3 separate regions of the Homo sapiens genome follow, and regions 2 and 3 are each linked to region 1. Evidence: chromatin contacts called from ENCODE Hi-C or POLR2A ChIA-PET data. All regions are on one chromosome and are shown on one strand. The core of a region is the stretch at or near the end of the contact, and the rest is flanking DNA. Distances in the headings are between cores, read along the strand shown. Region 1 overlaps SDK2 (sidekick cell adhesion molecule 2). Region 2 overlaps VCF1 (VCP nuclear cofactor family member 1). Region 3 holds the start of MTNAP1 (mitochondrial nucleoid associated protein 1).

Region 1 (4,402 bases), core at 693-3,192:
CCCAATCCCCCAGCCTGAGCTCTCGCCCCATTTTCCTGCAAGCCACCTGGCTTTCTCTGCGTTCCCGGGTTCCTCTCCAGCCCCTAGGCCTTAGCACCTGCGGTTCCCTCTGCCTGGAGCCCCCAGCACCCTCTGCCACCTCCTGAGAGCATCTCATGGCTGGCCTCTTGTCTTTTTTTTTTTTGGGACAGAGTCTTACTCTGTCACCCAGGCTAGAGTGCAGCAGTAGCACAATCTCGGCTCACTGCAACCTCCACCTCCCGGGTTCAAGTGATTCTCCTGCCTCAGCCTCCCAAGTAGCTGGGATTACAGGCACGTACCACCATGCCTGGATAATTTTTTATATTTTTAGTAGAGACAGGGTGTCACCATGTTGGCCAGGCTGGTCTTAAACTCCTGACCTCAGGTGATCCACCTGCCTTGGCTTCCCAAAGTGCTGGGATTACAGGCGTGAGCCACCATGCCTGGCCCCTGCCGGCCTCTTCTCATTCAAATCTCACCTCCTCAGGGAGGGCTTTGTGGGTGAGCCTATCCAGAGCCATCCACCCACTCCTGCCTCACTCTTAGGTCACCTGTGCTGACCCCCGTCTGCATTTACTTCATCAACTTGCTTATGATCTGTCCCCCGCACTAGGGTGGGGACCTTGCTGGTCTCACTGTTGTGTCCCTAGCATCTAGCATGGCACGGGCTCATAAGACACTCAGTATTTGTGGAATGAACAAAGCCAGAGAGACAGAGGGAAGGCAGGTGGGAAGAAGGCAGGGAGCAGAAGTAGGCTGGCTGGGAGGGGCTGGGGGTGCTGACTGTCCGTCTGCAAGGCGGGGCAAACGGTGGGGAGGACAGGGATGAGGTGTGGGGGTTTCTCAAGGCTTTATGGGGACAGCTTCTCTTTTCTGAGAATGGGCTCTCCCACTTGGGAGGGTGTCTCTGGGGACCTGGGTACCACGACCAGATCCTCAGGCGGATAAGGCAGCTGCCCCCATGCCTGCCAAGAGCCCGGATGCCAGGTAGGTCCTCTTGCAACCCCCCGTGGCCGACCTACCCCTCCCCTCCTCAGGGCCCCCTCTCCCACCTGCTTGCTGGGTCTGGCCTTGGGTGGGGGTGCTCCGAGGCCCATCCCCAGCGGCGTTGAAGGCGGCCACGCTGACCATGTAGGCCGTGTAGCCAGTCAAGTTCTTGAGCTTCACGCTGTTCTCAGCCAGGAAAAGCGTCTTCACTCGCTCTGTGAGGTTCCCCCGCTGGGCTTCCCAGAAATAAATCTGTGGGAACAGAAGGATGTGGGAGTGAGGGGGACAGGGGCAATGAGAGTCCCTCCTGTCCCTGCTGACCTGTAGTCTCAGAGACACCTTCATTGCTGTGAGTCACCTGGGAAACAGCGGAGAAGTCTTTAAGAGGCCGGGTGCGGTGGCTCACACCTGTAATCCCAGCACTTTGGGAGGCAGAGGTGGGTGGATCACTTGAGGCCAGGAGTTCAAGACTAGCCTGGCCAACATGGTGAATCCCCGTTTCTACTGGAAATACAAAAAAATCAGCCGGGCATGGTGGCAAGTGCCTGTAGTCCCAGCTACTCTGGAGGCTGAGGCAGGAAAATCACTTGAACCTGGGAGGTGGAGGTTGCAGTGAGCTGAGATCACGCCACTGTACTCCAGCCTGGGTGACAGAGCAAGACTCCATCTCAAAAAAAAAAAAAAAGAATTTAAGAACTGTTTTAGAAACCTTTCTGGAACCTTCCTTTTCACAGCCAAGACCCTGGTCTCTGCCAGACAGTAAACTCCAGGGCATGGCCCCCAAGTGTCTGTGTTTCCCGCCATGCCTGGAGGATTTACCATAGCGCTGGCACATCAGCACTTAGTACAGTTCCTGGAGGAATAAAGCAAATCCGTCCTACGGGAGGCTGAGCTGGGGAGATAAGGCAGTGTGGAGTCTATCCAGACAGAGTGTGGTGCAAGTGCTGGTGGCCTCATGTCACCTGGGAGCTGGTGAGGGATGCAGAGTCTCAGGGCCACCCCGGGCCCGCTGCACCAGCAGCTGCTGGTTAACAGGAACAAGGCCCGCTGCAGAGGAAGGCCTCGGCCAAGACGGCGGGCAGCGGGAGGCTGAATCCCAGCTGCACCGCATACAGCAGCGGGACCTGGCCAGCTGACTTCCCAGAGCTGCAGTTTTGTCGTACATTCAGTGAGGTTAAGGACACGTACTTCCTGGGGTCCGTGTGAGGGGTGCAGGTTCTAAGGGTTTCACCCAGGTACTTGGCCAGTTTCCTAAGGAACCCCGTGGCTGCAGAAGGCTTTAGGCCAGGAACACAACAGATGCTCCCTGGTGTTTTCTCTTCCTTTCTGTTTTTTGAGATGGAGTCTCGCACTGTCACACAGGCTGGAGTGCTGTGGTGCGATCTTGCTCCGCCTCACGGGTTCACGCCATTCTCCTGCCTCAGCCTCCCGAGTAGCTGGGACACAGGCACCCGCCACCACGCCCGGCTAATTTTTGGATTTTTAGTAGAGACGGGATTTCACCGTGTTAGCCAGGATGGTCTAGATCTCCTGACCTTGTGATCCGCCCGCCTCGGCCTCCCAAAGTGCTGGGGTTACAGGCGCGAACCACCAAGCCCAGCCATTGTTTTCAATCATTTCCTCTGTAGCACAGGTTAACACTTCTGCTAGTTCCAGGACTGAGGCCATCCAGATAGCGGCCAGCTGGGCCCAGCCACGTGCAAAATTGGAGGTCATTTGGCGCCCCCTGCTGGCCAATGAGGTTTCTGCATGTCACCGGCTTTTCAATTTCTCATTTCCCTGGAGGAAGCCCATAAAGTGAGAAAGAGCTAATAAAAGTGTCCCCACTGGCATGTATGGGTGGCAGTTAGGACATCTTGTTACCATGAAATCCTTGCTTTTCTCCAATCCCTCTCCCCCTTTATTATTATTTTTTTATTTGAGACAGGCCTCACTCTGTTGCCCAGGCTGGAGTGCAGTGGCACGATCACAGCTCACTGCAGCCTCAACCACCTGGGCTCAAGCCATCCTCCCACCTCAGCCTCCTGAGTGGCCAGGACTACAGGTGTGCACCACCACACCCAGCTAAGTTTTTAATTTTTTGTAGAGACGGGGTCTTGCCATGTTTCCCAGGCTGGTCTTGAACTCCTGGGCTCAAGCGATCCAACCACCTTGGCTTCCCAAAGTGCTGAGATTACAGGTGTGAGCCACTGTGCCCGGCCCTCTCTCCCATTTTATTTTATTTTATTTTATTTCAAGACAGGGTCTCATTTTGTCACGCAGACTGGGGTGCAGTGGCATGATCTTGGCTCACTGTAACCTTGACCTCCAGGTTCAAGCAATCCTCCCGCCTCAGCCCCCCAGGTAGCTCTGACTACATGAGTGCTACCACACCTGGCTATTTCTTTCGTAGAGATGGGGATTTCTTTTGTAGTGATTTCTTTTTTAGAAAGGGGGAGAGGGCCGGGTGCAGCGGCTCACACCTGTAATCCTAGCACTTGGGAAGCTGAGAGAGGGGAATCGCCTGTGCCCATGAGTTCAAGACCAGCCTGGGCAACATGGCAAGACCCCTGTCTCTACTAAAAACACAAAAATTAGCCAGGAGTGGTGGTGTGCACCTGCAGTTCCAGCTACTTGGGAGGCTGAGGCAGGAGGATGGCTGGAACCCGGGAGGTGAAGGTTGCAGTGAGCTGAGATCACACCACTGCACTCCAGCCTGGGCAACAGAACAAGACTCCATCTCTAAAATAACATAAAAATAACGAAAAGCAGATTCTTCTCATATGGATAGATGAATGAAAGCAGAGGCAGTCATGTATGAAATCATTCATTCACTCATGCATTCATACTAATGGGGGTACAACAGTTAACAAAGTTCCTGTTGGATTTGGAAAGGTCATGGCTGATGCTAAAAGTTTGCCATTATTAGCACACAGGTGGTCTTCCGTGAGTGCACACTGGGAGAATGAATGGATTCTCTTAGGTAGAGAAGAGGGCTGTGGATTGATCCCTGGGGGCCTCCAGCATTCAGTGGTTGGTGGGGAGGAAGAGCTAGCGAGGGAAGCTGAGGAAAGCAAGCATTTTGAGAGGAAGGAGAGATCCATGTGTCAAACACAGCTGCTGAGTCAGGCAGGATAAGCCTGTGGTTTGACTCGATATGAGCAACATGGGAATTATTAACAACTTTGGCAGGAAGAGCTTCGGTGGGGTGGCGGGGATGAGAACCTATTTGGAGCGAGTTCAAGGGAGAAAGAGAGCAGAGGAATCGGAGGGAGTGAGTACAGAAGATTCTTTTGAGGAATTCTGCTGTAAAGGGGCCAAAGAAATGGGTGACAACTGGAAGAAAATGTGAGGTCAGGCCAGGTGCGGTGGCTCACACCTGTAATCCCAGCACTTTGGAAGGCTGAGGCAGGTG
Region 2 (4,402 bases), core at 694-3,193, 160 kb before region 1:
CCAGTCCAGGTTCAAGCACGGGCTGCCTAACTCCAAATCCTTTCAACTATATCCTAATTCTTTTGCACATATTCTATACCTGCTTTTCCCATTCATTTCAATAATTTCCAACCAAAGAAGGCAGTTCTCAGCCTCCAAGGGAATGTATGAGTCATTGGGACAGAGTATAAAAAAGGTGACAAATAAGATGGCTTCTGGGTATAAGCGAAGATAAAAACTAAAAGCCTATGCCAATTTTGTGATCATCATAGACACAAAATGGTATTCTGTAACTGCAGGACACAGACCCTGAAAGGACTTTAATAGACTTCTGGTCAAGTTATCTTATGTTGGCATTATTGCAGTTCATATGTACATGTGTGTACATGAGCGTGCCTAACTTTTTCTTTAATGTAACTAACATGACTTGGTGTTTTAGTCATCTTGGAGAGGCTACTCGGAGATCCCTGATAAGAGTCACTTTCATTCTGCAGTTCATGTTTTAAAAAAAAAAAAAAAAAAGTCACTTTCAGAAATTCCCGCCTTCCACCACTAGGACTCTCAAAGGGGAGGGTGACACGAAGGACCCATTTCAGAATTATGGTATTTTACAATTTTTTTTGGAGACAAGGTCTCACTCTGTTACGCAGGCTCGAGTGCAGTGGATCAAGCTCACTGCAGCCTCAATCTCCTGGGCTCAAGCAATTGTTCCACCTCAGCTTCCTAAGCAGCTGGTACTACAAGCGTACGCCACCATGCCTCGTTATTTTTTTTTTTTTTTTTTTTTTAGTAGAGACAAGATCTCGCTATGTTGCTCAGGCTGGTCTCCAACTCCTGAGCTCAAGCAATCCTCCTGCCTTGGCCTCTGAAAGTGCCAGGCAGGAAAGATTACAGGCATGAGCCACCATGCCCAGCCTTATTTTACAATTTTACTATTGCATTTCTAATAAATGACAACCCTGATAACTGAATTGGCAGTACCTTTCTGTGTTTACAGTGCAATACAATATTGTATTCAGCACATGAGAAAGAATTCTAGTAATTAATATCTAGCATATAATTGTTTTTTAAAACTTAGCCGTTTAATACATCCACATTTATGTTCCCTTAGGCAAAGACATTGGTTCTGAAATGTCTGCTTACAACTAGGTAAAGTCTACACATAAGAAAAAAAAGACTGGAGGCCAGGTGCAGTGCCTCACACTTGTAATCCCAGCACTTTGGTTGGCTGAGGCAGGTGGACTGCTTGAGTGCAGGAGTTCGAGACCTGGCCAACATGGCAAAACCCCAGCCTGGCCAACATGGCAAAACCCCCATCTCCATTAAAAATACAAAAAAATTGGCCGGGTGCAGTGGCTCATGCCTCAGGAGTTTTGAGACCAGCCTAGCCAACATAGTGAAACCCCGTATCAATTAAAAATACAAAAATTAGCCGGGCATGGTGGCAGGCGGCTGTAATCCCAGCTACTAGGGAGGCCGAGGCAGGAGATCGCTTGAACCTGGGGGGTGGAGGTTGCAGTGAGCCGAGATCGCGCCATTGCACCCAGCCTGGGCAACAAGAGCAAGACTTCATCTCAAAAAAAAAAAAGGCCAGGCGCGGTGGCTCATGCCTGTAATCCCAGCACTTTGGGAGCCCGAGGCAGGTGGATCACGAGGTCAAGAGGTCGAGACCATCCTGGCCAACAAGGTGAAACCCCATCTCCACTAAAAACACAAAAATTAGCTGGGCATGGTGGTGTGTGCCTGTGGTCCCAGCTACTAGGGAGGCTGAGGCAAGAGAATCGCTTGAACCCGGGAGGTGAAGGTTGCAGTGAGCCGAGATCACGCCACTGCCCTCCAGCCTAGTGACAGAGTAAGACTCCATCTCAAAAACAAAACAAAACAAAAAAATTATCTGGGCGTGGTGGCTCGCGCCTATAGTCCCAGCTACTCAGGAAGCTGAGGTGGGGGAATCACTTGAACCTCGGAGGTCGAGGTGGCAGTGAGCCAAGATTGCACCACCGCACTCCAGCCTACGCAATCGGAATGAGACTGTCTCAAAAAAAATAAAGACTGGAAAGAAAGAACGAAATCACAGTAGTTATATTAGGATGGAAAGATTATAGCTGCTTGACTTTTTCTACACTTCAACTTTTTTGCAATGTGGTTATTATGTATTTTTATTATAAAAATGTATAAATTAAACAAAATGCTGTTTACAGATATATATTTTAAAGTGATTCTTAAAATCCTAGTTCTATCCCTTTTTTGACCAAAAATTACATCCAATAATATGCATATAGATAACTTATCTGAAACAATGAAAACAAGCAATGTTCACAAAGCTGCCATCATTAACAAGACTCAAACCAAGACTTGTGATGGTGCCGAGGCCATTGGAGCTATGGTCACATACCCCAATACCTACAGGTAGCAGGGGACAACCCCTCTTTCTAGAATAAAAAAATAAAAAAATAAAAACCTCATGAAAGGATGATAATGGGCCGGGCTGATGAAGTCAGATAGCAGGATTTGCAGCCAGCTGCAACTGTATTTACTTAGAGGCTTAAGAAGTCAAAGTCAAAAACAAAAATTGTATTCTACAAAGGCGTCTCCTAACCTAGTATAACAATGTAGAATGGCCACTTGCACCTTGCGAATCATGAATATTTAACAAACAGGTCACTACACTCAATTAGAAACCCACCGCGCAGAACGCTTTGTTTCCTCTTAGTCTGTTTTCTTTACTGTTTCTCATTACAGGTACTGTCTGAAAATCAAGGCAAGAACTACAATCAGTTTCTAGTAAGTCAAGTTTTCATCTCAAATTATATCTATTTCGTACTATAATAGCACAAGGGTGATGCTACTCTAAGAAAAGGCAAAAGTTCTTTAAACAGATTAGGGAAGATTTCTGTACATAATTTTTTTTTATTTTTTATTTTTTTTAGGGTTAGGTAGATTTGCAATTTCCAGTTCATTTAAAAAATCTTGGCTGGGCGCGGTGGTTCACGCCTGTAATGCCAGCATTTTGGGAGGCTGAGATGGGCAGATCATGAGGTCAAGAGATCGAGACCTTCCTGGCCAACATGGTGAAACCCCGTCTCTACTAAAAATACAAAAATTAGCTGGGCGTGGTGGTGTGTGCCTGTAGTCCCAGCTGCTTGGGAGGCTGAGGCAGGAGAATCACTTGAACCCAGGAGGCGGAGGTTGCAGTGAGCTGAGATCACGCCACTGCACTCCAGCCTGGCAACAAAGCAAGACTGTCTCAAAAGAAAAAAAAAAAAGTGTTTACTGGGCCTTGTTTATAATGGCTAAAAATTGGAAACAACCTAAATGTCTAATAGAGAATTGGTTTAATTATATTACATCCATTAATATACATATATGATGAAATTCTATTCAGCCATTAGCAATGATCATAGAGACATACATATACTAACATCGAAGTCTTTGGCATCATTTTTTACATCATTTCAGTTCATACTAAGCAGTATATATAGTATATCAGTTGATTCTTAAAATGTTTTTCTCAAGTGTATTCATACATATATTTATATACACCAAAAACAATCTGGAAGGATATATATGACAAAATATTTACGATTTGGATCTTCTATTTTATTTTAAAATTTATTTTCTCAAGTGTCTATCAAAAAACATTTCTTTTGAGGAAGAAACTGATAATGAGTAAGTGAACTAAAGAATGCTACCATGGGCCAGGCATGGTGGCTCACACCTGTAATCCCAGCACTTTGGGAGGCTGAGGCAGGCAGATCACTTGAGGCCAGGAGTTCGAGACCAGCCTGGCCAACATGGCGAAACCGCGTCTCTACTAAAAATACAAAAAGTAGCCGGGCGTGGTGGCGCATCCCTGTAGTCCCAGCTTCTCAGGAGGCTGAGACAGCAGAATCGCTTGAACCTGGGAGGCAGAGGTTGTACTGAGCCGAGATGGCACCACTGCACTCCAGCCTGGGTGACAAAGTGAGACTCTGTTTCAAAAGAAAAAAAAAGAATGCTACTAGGAAACCAAGTAAGGTCTTCAATTACATTTAACTTCAAAATGGAGACTGAAAAGTATTGATACTGCCAATATGATTTTGAGAAGATTGTTTCACCTTAACTACCTCAGAACTTCTAAAGCTGCTTCAGTTGTATTAACTTGCATTGAGCAGACCAATGATAGTGTTAAACTACTGAGGCTTTGGTTTCTATTTTCTGACAATTCAGACCAGTTTTCTCACTACTGTGGAGGCTTAGGGAGTGTCACACAATCTATAGATGGACCAGGATTTTTCAAATTGAGAGTGAAACCAGCATCAAATTGGTGGGTTACAACCAGCATTAAAAAAAAAAAAAAAGGACAACAGAGTGCAACATAAGGATATTGTTCTGTGAAGCTTTCTTTCAATTATTCACAAATATATTTGGTATGTACTGGGTT
Region 3 (4,402 bases), core at 1-2,500, 140 kb before region 1:
TAAACTCAGAATACTTTTGAGAACTTCAATCACATGAAATAATTATTTCAGAGAAGGATCCTTGTGGAAAGACCGTAACAGGAAGAGCATTCTGAGGTAACCTTTCCCAACTTTCTCCTCCACACATTCTTGCAGAGGAAATTAAGAGAGAGAAAAAAATTAAGAAATCCCAACTTAGTCCGGACTCTAGTAGTACATGTCAAGCACAGAACCCCTAATTTAAGACCCGCGTCCCGAGGCCAGGCTCCCTCGGGAAGGTAGCGAGTGCATCGCGATAAAATCTTTCCTCCCGCCTTCGGAGTCAAACGGCCCCGCAATCCAAACAGTTTAGAATCCAGCTTGTTCTTAATGCCACAGTCAAGAGAAGATCCATAACCCGCCTTGGTCATCTGCCCTTCTGTGTTCACAACCGTTCAGGGCACAAGTTCTTCGGTCTAACCGAATCTTTCCCTGCTGCGGGGTTAAGCCCAACCTTTCTTTCTGACCTTGGGGAGCCGGCAGCTCCCCGCCCGGTGCCCTCACAAAAGCCTTTGGGGGCTCCCTCTCCAAGATGAGACGTTTATCCCATCCCCCCACCCTCCTAAATTTAGGACAGGAAAGCTTTAGGGCCACCGTCTCTCTTCCGGGACCGATCACACTTCGTTCCAAATAGGAAAAGACAGGGGGGAAAAAAGATGGAGGGGCGGGAGACCTGGACCCCGGAGAGTCACCTTCCAGCTACCCACAGGAACCAAGCATCCGATCACTCGCGCATCCCTCTCCCCTCCTCCCCCGGCCCGCAGTGCACCCCACAGGGAGCCCCGCCGGGTCCACTCTTGCTCCGACCCCCATTTCGCGCGCCCCCTCGGCTCTATCTCCCAGATCCTCAGGCGACGAATGGAAAGGGGGTCCCTTCCCTCTCACCTGGGACGGAGGCGCTCGCTCATGGCAGCTGGCGGATGGAAGCTACGCGGCGCCGCTCCGCGAAGAGAGGGAACAGAGGGGGTTGTGTTTCGGCGGCCGCCACGCCCACCCCCTCGGGCCTTGGCTCTCGCAGCCGCTCGGGTGGACGCAGCCGGTGGCGAGTACCCCTCAGTCGGACCCGTACCACCACTACTTCCGGCGTCTGCTCCGCGCCCCCCCATGTCGCTGCCGCCGTGGTACCGCCCTCTCGCGGCTGCGCAGTGGCACCATCCCAACCGCACCGACTGGTAACCCCGCCCACGGGAAGAGGCGGGCTCGGAGCGGGAGGAGCGACTAGGAGCTTCTGGGAGAAAGGACCTCCCCTGGGGTGGCAGAAGCGCTCGCCTGTTCACAGCCAACGGAGGGTACGGTATAAAAGTCAAGCCAGGTTTCAAATAAATTCAATTATGTCATAATAATATCATACAAGTATTTGAGTTGAATCCGTGTAACATATTTTAAAACAGGCGGACCTATCCGGCAGTGGTGCAGACGGCCTGACGAGGTTCCTTGGCCGGGGGTTGGGCAGGGGCCTGGGGGGCTTCCCTGGGGGGCTTGTCGCCGGGGCCGCCTGGGCTTTCAGGTCTTCCGAGGTGAGGACGGTGCTCTGTGGGGAGCTTGCAAGGGCGGGTTTGTTTTCCGCGGCCCACGTTCTAAGTCTGGGGGAGACTCTCCTGAGCGGAGAGGGTAGGGAATCGGGTGCCGGGGCCGGCGGAGGGTCTTCCTGGAACCGCAGGAGGAAATCCTCGGTGGGGCTGCGGGAACGGCTGTCCCTGACCCAGGAGCTGCCGGGCCGACCCCATCCACTCCGCAGAATCAGAACAGCTGGCAGAATCAGAACAGCTTTCAGGGAAAGGAAGGGTGCGGGGAGGTGGGCAGGCTGGTAACGCAGCGGGAGGAGGGAAAGGCGGCTGGAGAGCGCCGGAGGTGAGGGTGAGGATTAGTGGAACTATTGAGGTCCTCCTTGAGCCCGGAGGCTGGGGAGGTCTTAACTCTCTGCTTTCCGGAACCTGTGTTTCTATTTGGTTCAGTATCGTGCCGCGTTTACTCACTGTGCATGCTGCCAAGTCACCTGTCTGATCGTGTCCTACACAGGCTGACATTCACGTTTCATTCTGCCACACTCGGGAACGGTGATCGGGGAAGCATGGGGATCCGGGAGAAGCACCCACAAAACTAGCATCCTCCTGGAGGAGCTCGGGTAAGAAAACAGACACCCACGTATAGACGTTATCGTGGGAATGTACCGGGATCTTTCAAGTAGGGTTGAGTGTGAGGTGGAGTGGAGGCAGAAACGTCTAGCAGGTGTCAAGCCCTTCCTAACGTTGTTAGCCGAAGGTCCATGGACTGGCTTCATTTGTGTGTATTATTGTAAACAAACAGTCTGTGGCTTTCATCCTGTTAGTGTGTACCTCCAAAGAAAGAAAGAATGATGGCTCACGCCTGTAATCCCAGCAGGCTGGGCGCGGTGGCTCACGCCTGTAGTCCCAGCACTTTGGGAGGCCGAGGCGGGTGGATCACCTGAGGTCAGGAGTTCAAGACCAGCCTGGCCAACATGGTGAAACCCCGTCTCTACTAAAAATACTAAAATTAGCTGGGCGTGGTGGCGCACGCCCTTAATCCCAGTAATCCCAGCCACGCGGGAGGCTGAGGCAGGAGAACCGTTTGAACCTGGGAGGCTGAGGTTGCTGTGAGCCGAGATCGCGCCACTGCACTCCAGCCTGAGTGATAGAGCAAGACTCCATCTCAAAAAAAAAAAGACCAAACAACAACAAAGTAAAAATGATTACTGTAATCTGTTGGCAGAAAACAGTTTTGTTTTGAAGGACTTCGTACAGGATAAGGTGGGTTGGTTGCTTTATTGAATGGATTGGTGAAGATTGTGTCTATTTTGTAAGTGGTTTCAGTCACCCTTTTTAATCTCTTTGGTAGTCAGAAGATATTATCAGTTGTAGTACTGAATAATATTTAAACGTTTATATCTAAAGAATTAAGTGAACAAATATTGTATGCCAGGCTCAGTGCTAGGTTTTTACATACAGCTGTGTGCAGGATAGATATGTTTCCTGCCCTCTGGAACTTTATAGAAAGAATAAGAGATGTAGAAAGGAAATAACTTTCAACTAAACATTGGAATTAAACATTTTCTTTTCTGGACTCTAAAGAATAACAGGTACAAATATACATGGTATAAATGTTTTTTTTTTAATTTTTTACATCGTATATGTTTAACAAAGATGTCAAACTAATTTGCCAGTAATCTGTTGTACTAGAAACTATAAGTAGGCCAGGCGTGGTGTCTCACGCCTGTAATCCCAGCACACTGGAAGGCCGAAGGCGGGCAGATCACGAAGTCAGGAGATTGAGACCATCCTGGCCAACATGGTGAAACCCCGTCTCTACTAAAAATACAAAAATTAGCCTGGCGTGGTGGCGCATGCCTGTAGTCCCAGCTCCTCGGGATGCTGAGGCAGGACAATAGCTTGAACCTGGGAAATGGAGGTTTCAGTGAGCCGACACTGCACTCCGGCCTGGTGACAGAGTGAGACTCTGTCTCAAAAAAAAAAAAAAAAAAGTATAAGTGAAAAACAGGACTGTGTCCTTGGCCATGTATATATTTGTGCATTATGCATACATTTTATGTATATCTGTGTGTGTGTGTGTGTGTATATGCATATTACTAAATGTTAGTAGAGCTTCATTTCTCATTCTTTGATTGTGGTAATTCTAATATTTTCTTCTTACACCCTAGTGCATATTCTATTTATCACTTTGGAAACCTCTGCTGTAATCAGTAACCTTTGGCTGGGCGTGGGCGTGGTAGCTCGCGCCTGTAATCTCAGCACTTTAGGGGGCTGAGGTGGGTGGATTGCCAGAGCTCAGGAGTTCGAGACCAGTCTGGGTAACACGGACACGGTGAAACCCCGTCTTTACTAAAATACAAAAAATTAGTCAGGCGTGGTGGCATGCCCCTGTAGTCCCAACTACTTGGGAGGCTGAGACGAGAATTGCTTGAACCTGGGAGGCGGAGTTTGCAGTGAGCAGATATTGTGCCACTGCACTCCAGCCTGGGTGACAGAGTGAGACTCTGTTTCCAAAATAAATAAATAAATAAATAACCTTTGGTTCCTGGCCTAAGTTTTTTATTCTTTACCATTCTGTCCTTGAATAACGTGTTTAAGGGTTTTTAAACAATTTTTTATACTCATATAATGACTAGTTGACTTGCTGTAACCGTAAGTAGCAAACATCTAGCTTGTTCCAAATGAATTTAAAAGATACAACACATAAGTAAAATATTGGTATGTACAAACTATGTGCTTCTCATAATCTCACATTTACCTTTTTCAGGAATAGGATGAGTGATAATCCACCCAGAATGGAAGTGTGTCCTTACTGTAAGAAGCCATTTAAACGATTAAAATCCCACTTGCCATACTGTAAGATGATAGGACCAACC

Evidence for each region. Hi-C counts contacts between places; a loop is a spot of excess contacts on that map. ChIA-PET counts read pairs that join two places held with the same protein, here RNA polymerase II (POLR2A). Pooled maps may share reads with other maps.
Region 2: a loop to region 1 is called in a pooled map, with 4 times the contacts of the local background. The contact joins two enhancer-like sites. A Hi-C loop is called at or near these places in 2 of 168 maps with a recorded cell type or tissue (HepG2 and adrenal gland) and 3 of 50 pooled maps. POLR2A ChIA-PET finds 5 or more read pairs at or near these places in 5 of 52 experiments (GM12878, H1, HCT116 and 2 more).
Region 3: a pooled map shows a loop between it and region 1 (4-fold over the local background). The contact joins the promoter of MTNAP1 here to the enhancer-like site in region 1. A Hi-C loop is called at or near these places in 1 of 168 maps with a recorded cell type or tissue (mesodermal cell) and 8 of 50 pooled maps. POLR2A ChIA-PET finds 5 or more read pairs at or near these places in 7 of 52 experiments (AG04450, HEK293, K562 and 3 more).

What each region holds. Positions count from the first base shown.
Region 1 is chr17:73,367,334-73,371,735 of GRCh38, forward strand. It overlaps SDK2 (sidekick cell adhesion molecule 2), which reads right to left. Exons shown (of 45, transcript NM_001144952.2): 37 at 1,074-1,260. Among named protein-coding and RNA genes, the nearest start is that of CDC42EP4, 58 kb to the left of the region's middle. Within about 2 kb of position 1,943, at least 5 of the 41 ENCODE cell types and tissues checked have a DNase peak (open chromatin) inside an H3K27ac peak, as active enhancers do.
Region 2 is chr17:73,210,013-73,214,414 of GRCh38, forward strand. It overlaps VCF1 (VCP nuclear cofactor family member 1), which reads right to left. Exons shown (of 4, transcript NM_001098832.2): 3 at 2,666-2,728. Among named protein-coding and RNA genes, the nearest start is that of COG1, 19 kb to the left of the region's middle. Within about 2 kb of position 1,944, at least 3 of the 41 ENCODE cell types and tissues checked have a DNase peak (open chromatin) inside an H3K27ac peak, as active enhancers do.
Region 3 is chr17:73,231,183-73,235,584 of GRCh38, forward strand. It overlaps MTNAP1 (mitochondrial nucleoid associated protein 1), which reads left to right and starts at 1,251. Exons shown (of 6, transcript NM_001351264.2): 1 at 1,251-1,307; 2 at 2,038-2,143; 3 at 4,294-4,402. The coding sequence starts at 4,301. VCF1 (VCP nuclear cofactor family member 1) reads right to left here and starts at 1,212. Exons shown (of 4, transcript NM_001098832.2): 1 at 904-1,212. The coding sequence starts at 1,124. RefSeq lists an enhancer at 1-705.